Regions from separate parts of the Homo sapiens genome. Here region 1 is linked to region 2. A link is an interaction called in ENCODE POLR2A ChIA-PET data of the cell type or tissue named here. Cell type or tissue: OCI-LY7. All regions are shown on one strand. Region 1 overlaps NUDCD3 (NudC domain containing 3). Region 2 overlaps NUDCD3 (NudC domain containing 3).

Region 1 (5,000 bases), 51 kb before region 2:
GGGTTGATTGGGGTTGGTCACGGCTTCCATCAATCTGAGAAGCTGACCAGTGGTTGAGGTGGCATTACTAATTAGGCAATAGACACACGAGTCTGGAGTTCTGAGAAGAGTAGGGACTGGGATGGGCATTTGGAAAACATTAGCATTTAGATGCATTTAACCATAGACTGGGTAAGATCACCAAGGCAGTGAGGGTGGATGGAGGAGACAAACCTGAGAGCATTCCAGGAGCCCTTGTGACCGGTGCAGTAACCCCTCGATTAGACCTGTTGCTTCATCTCTGGTTTGTTCATGGAGTCCGGATGAGCACCTAAAATCCTGTGTCATTTTGTGAGTCTTTGTCACCCCTTGCTTCTAAGAGGTATATCTAAGGTCTGTGTGTCACTTCTACTCTGTAGTGGCCTCAGTGTGTCCCTGAGTAGGTGATTCTGTGTTCTCTATCCTATGAGTGGTGGCTGTAAACACTTCTATGTGTTTACACACTCCTATGTGTTTACAAAAAACCTCTATGTGCCTTTCCTGTGCAAACTGTCCTTTGTGTGTCTTTTCTTGTGGCCACTCATGCTTGCCCTGCTCATTCTGTCAGCAGAGAAGTCAGGAGGAGGGGAGTGGGACTGACCTAGATCACCTAGCCCTGAGCTGGTTGTTACCATGTACAGTTGGCCCTCTGTATCCTTCGGTTCCACATCTGCAGATCCAACCAACCTTGGATTGAAAATACTAAAAAAGCCAAAACCATAAAAAATAACAATACAACAATAAAGATAATACAAATAAAAAATATTTAACAACTATTTACATAGCATTTTCATTGTATTAACTATTATAAAGCTAAAGATGATTTAAAGTATACATGAGGACGTGCATATGCAAATACTATACCATTTGATATCAGGATATCAGGGACTTGAGCATCGTTGGATTTTGGTATCCTTAGGGTTCTTGGAACCAGCACTCTGTGAATACCAAGGGACAACTGCATATCTACTTGTTGGGTACCATTTGTCGTCACCATGCAAGGCAGGAACTTTGTTCATTGTGGATTCTACTGCCTGGCACGTAGTTGGTACTCAGTAAACAGCTGAACAAATAATGATTGAAGTTAAAAGTCACATTGAAGATGATCAACCTTTGAATTTTAACATATCTCATGAATGCCACTCTTCAGTAACATTTAGTTTTTCTCATATTTTCACATTTGTGTATGTTCTCTGTCTTCTTAGGGCAACTCAGAGTTGTACTTTGAACTTGGTAGTAGTTTGAACTCTTGTTTTGGTTTGGTCAAAGTAAAGATAAATAAAAATAGTTAAAAGTTAAACTTGCTAGTAGAGTCCTGAGGCCACTTCTCTGTCTTCCAGACATTGTGCTGAGCCGTCAGGCTGTCAGCTGCCCCTTCTGGTTTTGTTGTTTGTGCTCTTGCCCTTCTTTCCCTTCCCTCATGGGTTGCTTCCCTTGCAGCCCCTGAGTTACAGATGCCCAGGACTATGCAGAGCCCGGTCCACGCAGGCCTTGTGCTCTCTGAGCCACGCTGTGAGGTAGTTGGAGTGACCTGAGTTTTTGTATCTCCTTTAATTAAGCCAAGGAATTTGCTGTGGAAGCAGCATCTGAGTGAGAGGCTAACATTGGGGGGACCTTAAACCGAGCCTGGGCGTGTAGGCAGCTCTGTCCTATAGGATTTGCTTTGAGACCCTCTGGAATAAGTCATCTCAAATGACTTGGCTGTGAGTTCTGTGAGCTGAGAAATCAGATTTGGAGCCTGTTATCTGGTCTTTAAAATAGCAGCTGTGGGATTCTGAAGAGTGAGGGTCAGATCTGTGGTCTGGCTGCTGGCTGCTGTGGTATGGAGTCAGTGTTCTTAGCTAACCAAAGACTAGCATATTCTCTCTCTCATATAACTGTTAATGTCTGTTTATTTTTTGGTCTTTTAAAAAAATCTTTGAATTTTAGATAATTCATATCTACCAAAAAAAATTGCAGAAGTCATGCGAAGAATTCTCACATATGCTCTTCACCCAGCTTCACCAAATGTTAGAGTCTTTTATAATGAGGGATTACCATTAGCTCATCTGTAGACCTTGTTTAAATTCTGCCTGTTGAATCATGTCCTTTATCCTTGGCTCAGGGTTCAATTTGTTATTGTCATTGTATTCGTGGTTGTGTCTCTCTTCAGTCTCCTTTATCTGGGACAGTGACAGTTTCTTAGTCTTTTCATGACCTTGACAGTTAAAGAGAACTGGTCCTTTTTTTTTTCCTTCATTGCCATTTTTTTTTTTCGTGGAATGTCCCTCATTATAGTTTTGTCTGATGCTTCCTTATGACTGTATTCGTGTTATATGTTTTTGGCAAGAATGCCACAGAAGAATACCATGGTGGGCCCTTAGTGTGTCATGCCAGGATTTGTCCCATTCCTTCTGATGTTAATTGTGATCATAACTGTGATCATTTGGCTGAATGGATGGCTGCACATTTCTTCCACTGTGGAGTTACTGTGTTCCTTTTTGTAATTAATAAGTATCTTGTGGGGAGATAACTTTGAGACTAGATAAATATCTTGTTTCTCAGCATACCTTTACCATTAATCTTAGCAACCACTGATTATTCTTGCCTGAAACAATTATTACTGTACTGTTTGCTAAATGATTTTCTATTTTTATCATTCTCTCTCCATTTATTATTTAGAATTATACTTGTCAAAAGACAAAATTATAACAAATTTAGTTTAAAGATCTAGTTGGCATTTGTGTTTCTAGAATTGGGCAACATCTCATTCTGTAAAATAGAATGAGTATTCCCATGAGCTGACCAAAGGAGGTAGGTTTTATAGGCAGAAAAGGGCTGAGAAAAGCAGACACAGAGAACAAAAAGCAGATGGGTCGTTTCAAAGTCACTTCCTCATAGGGTTGAAACAGGTAAGGGGTCTTCCTTACCTGCTGACTCAAGTTGACTGAAATCTCCTGTTTTTTTTTTTTTTTTTTTTTTTTTTGGTTTGTTTGTTTGAAAACTGGCCCTTTTTAAAGTTCATTTTGATTGTCTCTATTCTGGTTTGGTCTGGTGTGCTGGGGCCTTATGCAGGAGCTCAGTCCAAAACAAATGGACTGTAAGGACTGTAAGTTTCACATGCTGTAAGGAAGAGCTTTTCTTTCTCCTCTACTTATTTATTAGTTCTTGGTGTATGTCAGTGTGTATTCATGGATAGTTATTCCATAGGTTATGGTCCATTACTATTGTTTAATTGCTCAAGTGGCCTCTTGCAGTTGACTTTTCCTGTTAACATGTTTGCATCATTTTTCGAGCACTTCTTTATTTTCTTGTACACTACAGGAAGTTCCAGGTTTGAATTCTTCTCCTGCCCTGGCTGTGGAATGGACCCTTTCTCCAAGAAGTCCTTGGGTTTTGATAAGAGATTGAGATTACAAGCCAAGAGCTGGGCCTGCTGTGTTAGTTGGTGCTGTGGTGTCAGGCTTCTAGACTCTCCCAGTGGATGAGCAAGGAGGATACCTGTCTCTTGCCTTGTGGTTTGCTCCTTTAATCTCTGAAACTGTTACATTTATCTTTTTACTTCCTGATTCTAGTCTTTTTCCCCCTTTTAAAAAAATTATGTTATGGAATAAGAGTATGAATCTTGGAGTCTAGAGACCGGGCATTCAGTTGCTAGCTCTGACACTGATAAGCTGTCTGGCATTGAACAAACAAATTCTTTCGTCTCCCTGGGCCTTAGTTTTCTTTTCTTTTTTTTTTTTTTTTTTTTTGCAGTTTTTACATTTATTTAAACAGAAAACGTGCACACGAGCTGTCTACTCATTTTCTTCGCTGCGCAGCCTGGCATTGGGGTTGGTGACTCTGATGGCCAGTTGGGCAGCTGTTTCCACGATGGCTTTGCGGTTCTTGGAGGAAACATTGTGAGCGATCTCGGCACAGTAAGATTTGTTGCACATCAGCAGCACTTCCAGCTCCTTGATGTTGTGGACCAGGAACTTCCGGAAGCCACTGGGCAGCATGTGCTTTGTTTTTTTGTTGCTCCCATAACCAATGTTGGGCATCAAGATCTGGCCCTTGAATCTTCTACGAACCCTGTTGTCAGTGCCTCTGGGTTTCCGCCAGTTACGCTTAATTTTGACATATTGGTCTGACTGGTGCTGGATGAACTTCTTGGTTCTCTTTTTGACGATCTTGGGCTTCACAAGGGGTCTGAGGGCGGCCATGATGCCGAGGAGGAGATGGCTGCCACCTCCGTAGGCAGCGCCGAGGAAGAGAGCCTTTTCTTTTCTTTTTTTTTTTTTTACTGAGGTCTTAGTTTTTTTCTTATATACAATAGGGTGATAACAATTAAAGGGCTGTTGTAAGGATTAAATGAGATAGTATAATTAAAGCTTTCAGTATAAGCTAAGTACTAGGTTTGGTTCTTGGATTCAGCAAGTATTTATGGAATACTTTTTTTTTTTAGGGGCTTGGGGCAAATGGGGTTTAAGATTGCCAGCCTGCCCCAGTCTTTTGCCTCGTCCCTGCCGGGCCTCAATGGGGACCTTGATCTCTGACCTGCCCCTTGATCAAAGAGCTCCACCTCTGACTTGTCCCTTGATCTGGGAGCTTGGGTTCTAACTTGGCAGCCTGGATCAGGGTGATTGGCCTCTGGCTGATGCAGAGGAACCTCTGGCTTCTTTTTCTTCCTTTGAGCAGTTGTACAATTTGAGTCAGGAAGGGAGAGAGGATGGCTTCTTTCTGGCCACCCACTAGCAGAAGTCTTGGAGTGGGCGCTTCGCCGTTCCCATGTTAAATGAGCAGTTCTGATTCTGTCTGGGCACATTCTACTTCTGAAAGCAAAATTTCACACCGATCTCTGTGGGTGGTATTATTGTGAGGACCATTGGAAGGGACTCTCCTTCCTTCCCTCCTTTTCTGTCATAACTTTTCTATCTTTATTGACCCATTCTTCAGTAGGGGTGAGATGCTGGTTCAGCAGGCCCTGTAATAGCAGCACACTCTGCCCTGCAGAGGTTGGA
Region 2 (5,000 bases):
CCCCTGTCTTCACCATATTGGCCAGACTGGTCTCGAACTCCTGACCTCGTGATCCACCCACCTTGGCCTCCCAAAGCTCTGGGATTACAGGTGTGAGCCACCACTCCTGGCCCATCTGTGTCTTTTAATTGGGGCATTTAGCCCATTTATATTTAAGGTTAATATTGTTATGTGCGAATTTGATTCTGTCATCATGATGCTAGCTGGTTATTTTGCACATTAGTTGATGCAGTTTCTTCATAGTGTTGTTGGTCTTTATATTTTGGTATGTTTTTGCAGTGGCTGGTACCGGTTTTTCCTTTCCATATTTAGTGCCTCCTTCAGGAGCTCTTGTAAGGCAGGCCTGGTGGTGACAGAATCTCTTAGCATTTGCTTGTCTGTAAAGGATTTTATTTCACCTTCACTTATGAAGCTTAGTTTGGCTGGATATGAAATTCTGTGTTTAAAATTCTTTTCTTTAAGAATATTGAATATTGGCCTTCACTGTCTTCTGGCTTGTAGAGTTTCTGCAGAGAGATCTGCTGTTAGTCTGTGGGCTTCCCTTTGTAGATAACCTGACCTTTCTCTCTGGCTGCCCTTAACATTTTTTCCTTCGTTTCAACCTTGGAGAATCTGACGATTATGTGTCTTGGGGTTGCTCTTCTCAAGGAGTATCTTCGTGGTGTTCTCTATATTTCCTGAATTTGCATGTTGGCCTGTCTTGCTAGGTTGGGGAAGTTCTCCTGGATAATATCATGAAGTGTGTTTTCCAACTTGGTTCCATTCTCCTGTCACTTTCAGGGACACTCAGTCAATCGTAGGTTTGGTCTTTTCACAGAGTCCCATATTTCTTAGAGGCTTTGTTCGTTCCTTTTCATTCTTTTTTCTCTAATCTTGTCTTCACACCTTATTTCAGTAAGTTGATCTTCAATCTCAGATATTCTTTCTTCTGCTTGATTGATTTGGCTGTTGATACTTGTGTATGCTTCACGAAGTTCTCATCCTGTGTTTTTCAGCTCCATCAGGTCATTTGTGTTCTTCTCTAAACTGGTTATTCTAGTTAGCAGTTCCTGTAACCTTTTGTCAAGGTTCTTAGCTTTTTTGCATTGGGTTAGAACATACTCCTTTAGCTCAGAGGAATTTGTTATTATCCACCTTCTGAAGCCTATTTCTGCCAATTTGTCAAACTCATTCTCTGTCCAGTTTTGTGCCCTTGCTGGAGAGGAGTTGCGATCATTTGGAGGAGAAGAGGCATTCTGGTTTTTGGAATTTTCAGCATTTTTGTGCTGGTTTTTTCCTCATCTTCATGGATTTATTTACCTTTGATCTTTGAGGCTGATGACCTTTGTATAGGGTTTTTGTGTGGGGGTCCTTTTTTTTTGATGTTGATGTTGTTGCTTTCTGTTTGTTAGTTTTTCTTCTAACAGGCCCCTCTTCTGCAGGTCTGCTCCAATTGGCTGAGGTCCACTCCAGACCCTGTTTGCCTGGGTATCACCAGTGGAGGCTGCAGAACAGCAAAGATTGCCACCTCCTCCTTCCTCTGGAAGCTTCGTCCCAGAGGGGCACTGGGCTAATGCCAGCTGGAGCTCTTTTGTATGAGGTGTCTGTCAACCCCTGTTGGGAGATCTTTCCCACTCAGGAGGTGTGGGGGTCAGGGACCCACTTGAGGAGGCAGTCTGTCCCTTAGCAGAGCTCGAGCACTGTGCTGGGAGAATCCTCCTTGTCAGGATCTGTTGCTCTCTTCAAAGCTGGCAGGCAAGAATGTTTAAGTCTGCTGAAGCTGCGCCCACAGCCGTCCCTTCTCCCAGGTGCTCTGTCCCAGGGAGATGGGAGTTTTATCTATAAGCCCCTGACTGGGCTGCTGCCTTTCTTTCAGAGATGCCCTGCCCAGTGAGAAGGAATCTATAGAGGCAGTCTGGCCACAGCCACTTTGCCACGCTGTGTTGAGTTCCACCCAGTCCGAGCTTCCAGGCCTCTTTAGCACTGTTAGGGGAAAACCACCTACTCAAGCCTCAGTAATGGCAGGCGCCCTTCCCCCCACCAAGCTCGATTGTCCCTTGGCTCCCTGGCTTCAGCCTCCTTTCCAGGGGAGTGAACGGTTCTGTCTTGCTGGGGTTCCAGGTGCCACTGGGGTATGAAAACAAAAACAAAAACCAAACAAAAAAAAAACTCCTGCAGCTAGCTCAGTGTCTGCCCAAACAGCCTCCCAGTTTTGTGCTTGAAACCCAGGGCCCTGGTGGTGTAGGCACACGAGGGAATCTCCTGATCTGCAGATTGCAAGAACCTTGGGAAAAGCTTAGTATCTGGGCTGGATAACACAGTTCTTCACAGCTTCCTTGGCTGGGAAAGGGAGGCCCCCTGCTCCTTGCACTTCCCAGGTGAGGTGACGTCCCACCCTGCTTCTGCTCACCCTCTGTGGGCTGCACCCGCTGCCTAACTAGTCCCAATGAGATGAACAGGGTACCTCAGTTGGAAATGCAGAAATCACCCACCTTCTGCGTTGGTCTCACTGGGAGCTGCAGACCAGAGCTATTCCTATTCAGCTGTCTTGCCAGATCCCCCCATATCATTCATTCTATTTCATAGATGAGAAATTGAGGCTGAGAGAAGTTACTGAATCATCCAAGTTAACTTGGAAAATCCACAGTGTCATCTCCCTTGTTGTTATGCCTGGAACAGTGAGCACTCTGGATAAGTTTTTGAATGAATGAATAGCTGCATGAATGAAGTAGCAAAGCTGTGGTTTGAGTCAGGTGTGTCTGCTTCTAAACCTTATGCTTTTCCCTCTGTGCCACCCTCCTTACTCTATACATACAAGTGGTGCTGGCTTCTTAGAAGGAGAGACTGTCCTGGAACACGTCTCATGTGCATTTATAGGAAATGAACCTCTCTGTATGGTGGGGGCAACTTGGCTTGCACCTTGCATCCCACATGGTGACAGTAAGGTGACTAGGCTTAGTCCCATTCCTGCCTCGGCTGGGTAGGTGTGAAGTCCAGGCTGGCCTGGAGCTGAGTCCCTCTGGCCCTCCTGTCCTGTGCCTTCCGACTCCATGACCACTCCCTCTGCAGTCTCTCCTTCATTCTCCAGGGGCCACTTGAAATAGGTAGACATGTCCTAAACCTGCCCTGTGTGTAGGAGTTTGGGTGGGGTCCATGGCATCCCTAAGAAGACTGAGACTTTTGCAAGTGCCCTGTGCCTTTAAGGTACCACAGGCACAGATCAGTGAGTTGCTGGTGGCCTGGCTTCGGCAGCAAGTAGCTGTGTGCTCAATTTTCCCTTCTTCCCACCCCACATCCCCAGTATATCTCTTACCAGCAACTGGTGACCTCTAGAATCATAGACTTCAGTATAATTTTAAGATCAAAGTCAGACCAGATCACTAGGGATCATCCACACGGAATTCTATTTTCAAATGACTACTTCCTGTCTGTTTTTAATAGGCCAGGAGCAGGAGCTAATAGCTCTTCCCAAGTAGTTTATCCAGAATTTTGGGGTTTTAGTGGGTTAGGTGTTGATTTCCATTTCATTTTTTGTTAGTATTGCCGTGTATGTAGTTGAATAAATTAGGAAAAGCATCGATTGCCATGCTTCATTCACTTGGCTAAAAAAAATTTACAGTTTCCTGGTCCTTTATCTGTCTTCTGAACTGCTCTATGAACCCCTGGGGCTTTCTCTGAAAGGGTTTGTATTAGGCCCAAGCTAAAACTGGTTATTTTCTCTTTTTTTGACTCAAGAGACCCAGGTTAGCTAACAGCTTTCACCATACTTTGCACAGCTACCTGGGACAACTCCCCACTGGAAATGGTGTCTCAGATATGCTTGTTGACTATCTGGGATGTTGATGCCATGATTCTTCCCTGTGGTCGGCACCGTGTTATGAGGGTCCTGCCCTGATGTCTTGTCTGAAGTTCAGATTTACACCTCTCTCAAATGCACTTATCATGACCTCTAAGATGATGTGGCTCTACTATCACCAAGGATAACCCTGGATTTGGCTCATTCTACATTAGACGTTTTCTAAACGTGTGGGCTGTGCTTTGTCCCAGGAACTGGGCATGTGGGAGTCACCAAGACAGACAAGATTGCTGGTTTGGAGCTTATATCCCAGTGGGGTACAGCAGTAAAAGTCAGTAAATAAATGAGCAAGATGGAGGCAGGTGCCGTATAGAACCTAAAAGTGGGTGGTTTGTGTATTTAACCAGCACTCGTGTGGTGCCCTCTCTGTGTCTTGAAATAGTGAGTTGTCCCCCCCAGTCCTCCTATCATGCAGGCAGTCGCTGTGCACCCATGAGGGCTACTGAGAGCTGTGTGTGCATGGTCTCAGCCAATAAGAGCCAGGTCACAATCAAGGCTTGCTCTGGAGCTAGTGCTCTCTCTCACCTCAGAGAAGGGTCGAAGGTGAAGTTTGGTTATAAGTATCAGGATAGAAGGATGGAAGGAAGGGACTTCTTTTTTCAGTGGCTTATTTAATAGTGGCTTGCCTTATTTATTTATTAACACGGTATATCTATGTGACAATAGGCCTTTTGTGATGCTCGCTGACCTAATTTGTACTGGTGACCTGCCTTGGTGGCATGCTTCATCTCCTATGGGGTTGGAAAAACTTTTTTCTCCTTCAATAGTATTTTTTTTCCCCATGTCATTCTTACAACACTGCAGACCTCTTATTTTTTTTATTTTTTATTTTTTTTTGATTTGGAGTCTCGCTGTGTCACCCAGGCTAGAGTGCGGTGGCGCCATCTTGGCTCACTGCAACCTCCGACTTCCTAACTGCAGACCTCTTTTAAAAATTCTTGGCTTGGCATGGTGGCTCAAGCCTGTAATCCCAGCACTTTGGGAGGCTGAGGTGGGCAGATTGCTTGAGCCCAGGAATTTGAGACCAGCCTGGGCATCATGGTGAAAGCCCATCTCTACAAAACAGCACAAAAAAAATTTAGCTGGGGATGGTGGCACGCTGCTGTAGTCCTAGCTACTTGGGAGGCAGAGGTGGGAGGATTACCTGAGCCCAGGAGGTCAAGGC

Evidence for each region. ChIA-PET counts read pairs that join two places held together with the same protein. Peaks named below come from ENCODE experiments on the same cell type or tissue, not always from the same donor. Only the 100,000 strongest peaks of a DNase experiment are listed, where the experiment ranks them.
Region 1: POLR2A ChIA-PET joins it to region 2 with 9 read pairs; 6 of 35 experiments call an interaction of 5 or more read pairs at or near these places.

What each region holds. Positions count from the first base shown.
Region 1 is chr7:44,467,099-44,472,098 of GRCh38, reverse strand. The region is part of intron 2 of NUDCD3 (NudC domain containing 3); the gene reads left to right. It also overlaps the pseudogene RPL32P18. Among named protein-coding and RNA genes, the nearest start is that of NUDCD3, 21 kb to the left of the region's middle. In OCI-LY7, no CTCF peak of the experiment used is centred here; no DNase peak of the experiment used is centred here.
Region 2 is chr7:44,416,164-44,421,163 of GRCh38, reverse strand. The region is part of intron 3 of NUDCD3 (NudC domain containing 3); the gene reads left to right. Among named protein-coding and RNA genes, the nearest start is that of NUDCD3, 72 kb to the left of the region's middle. In OCI-LY7, no CTCF peak of the experiment used is centred here; no DNase peak of the experiment used is centred here; H3K27ac peaks cover 1,127 bases.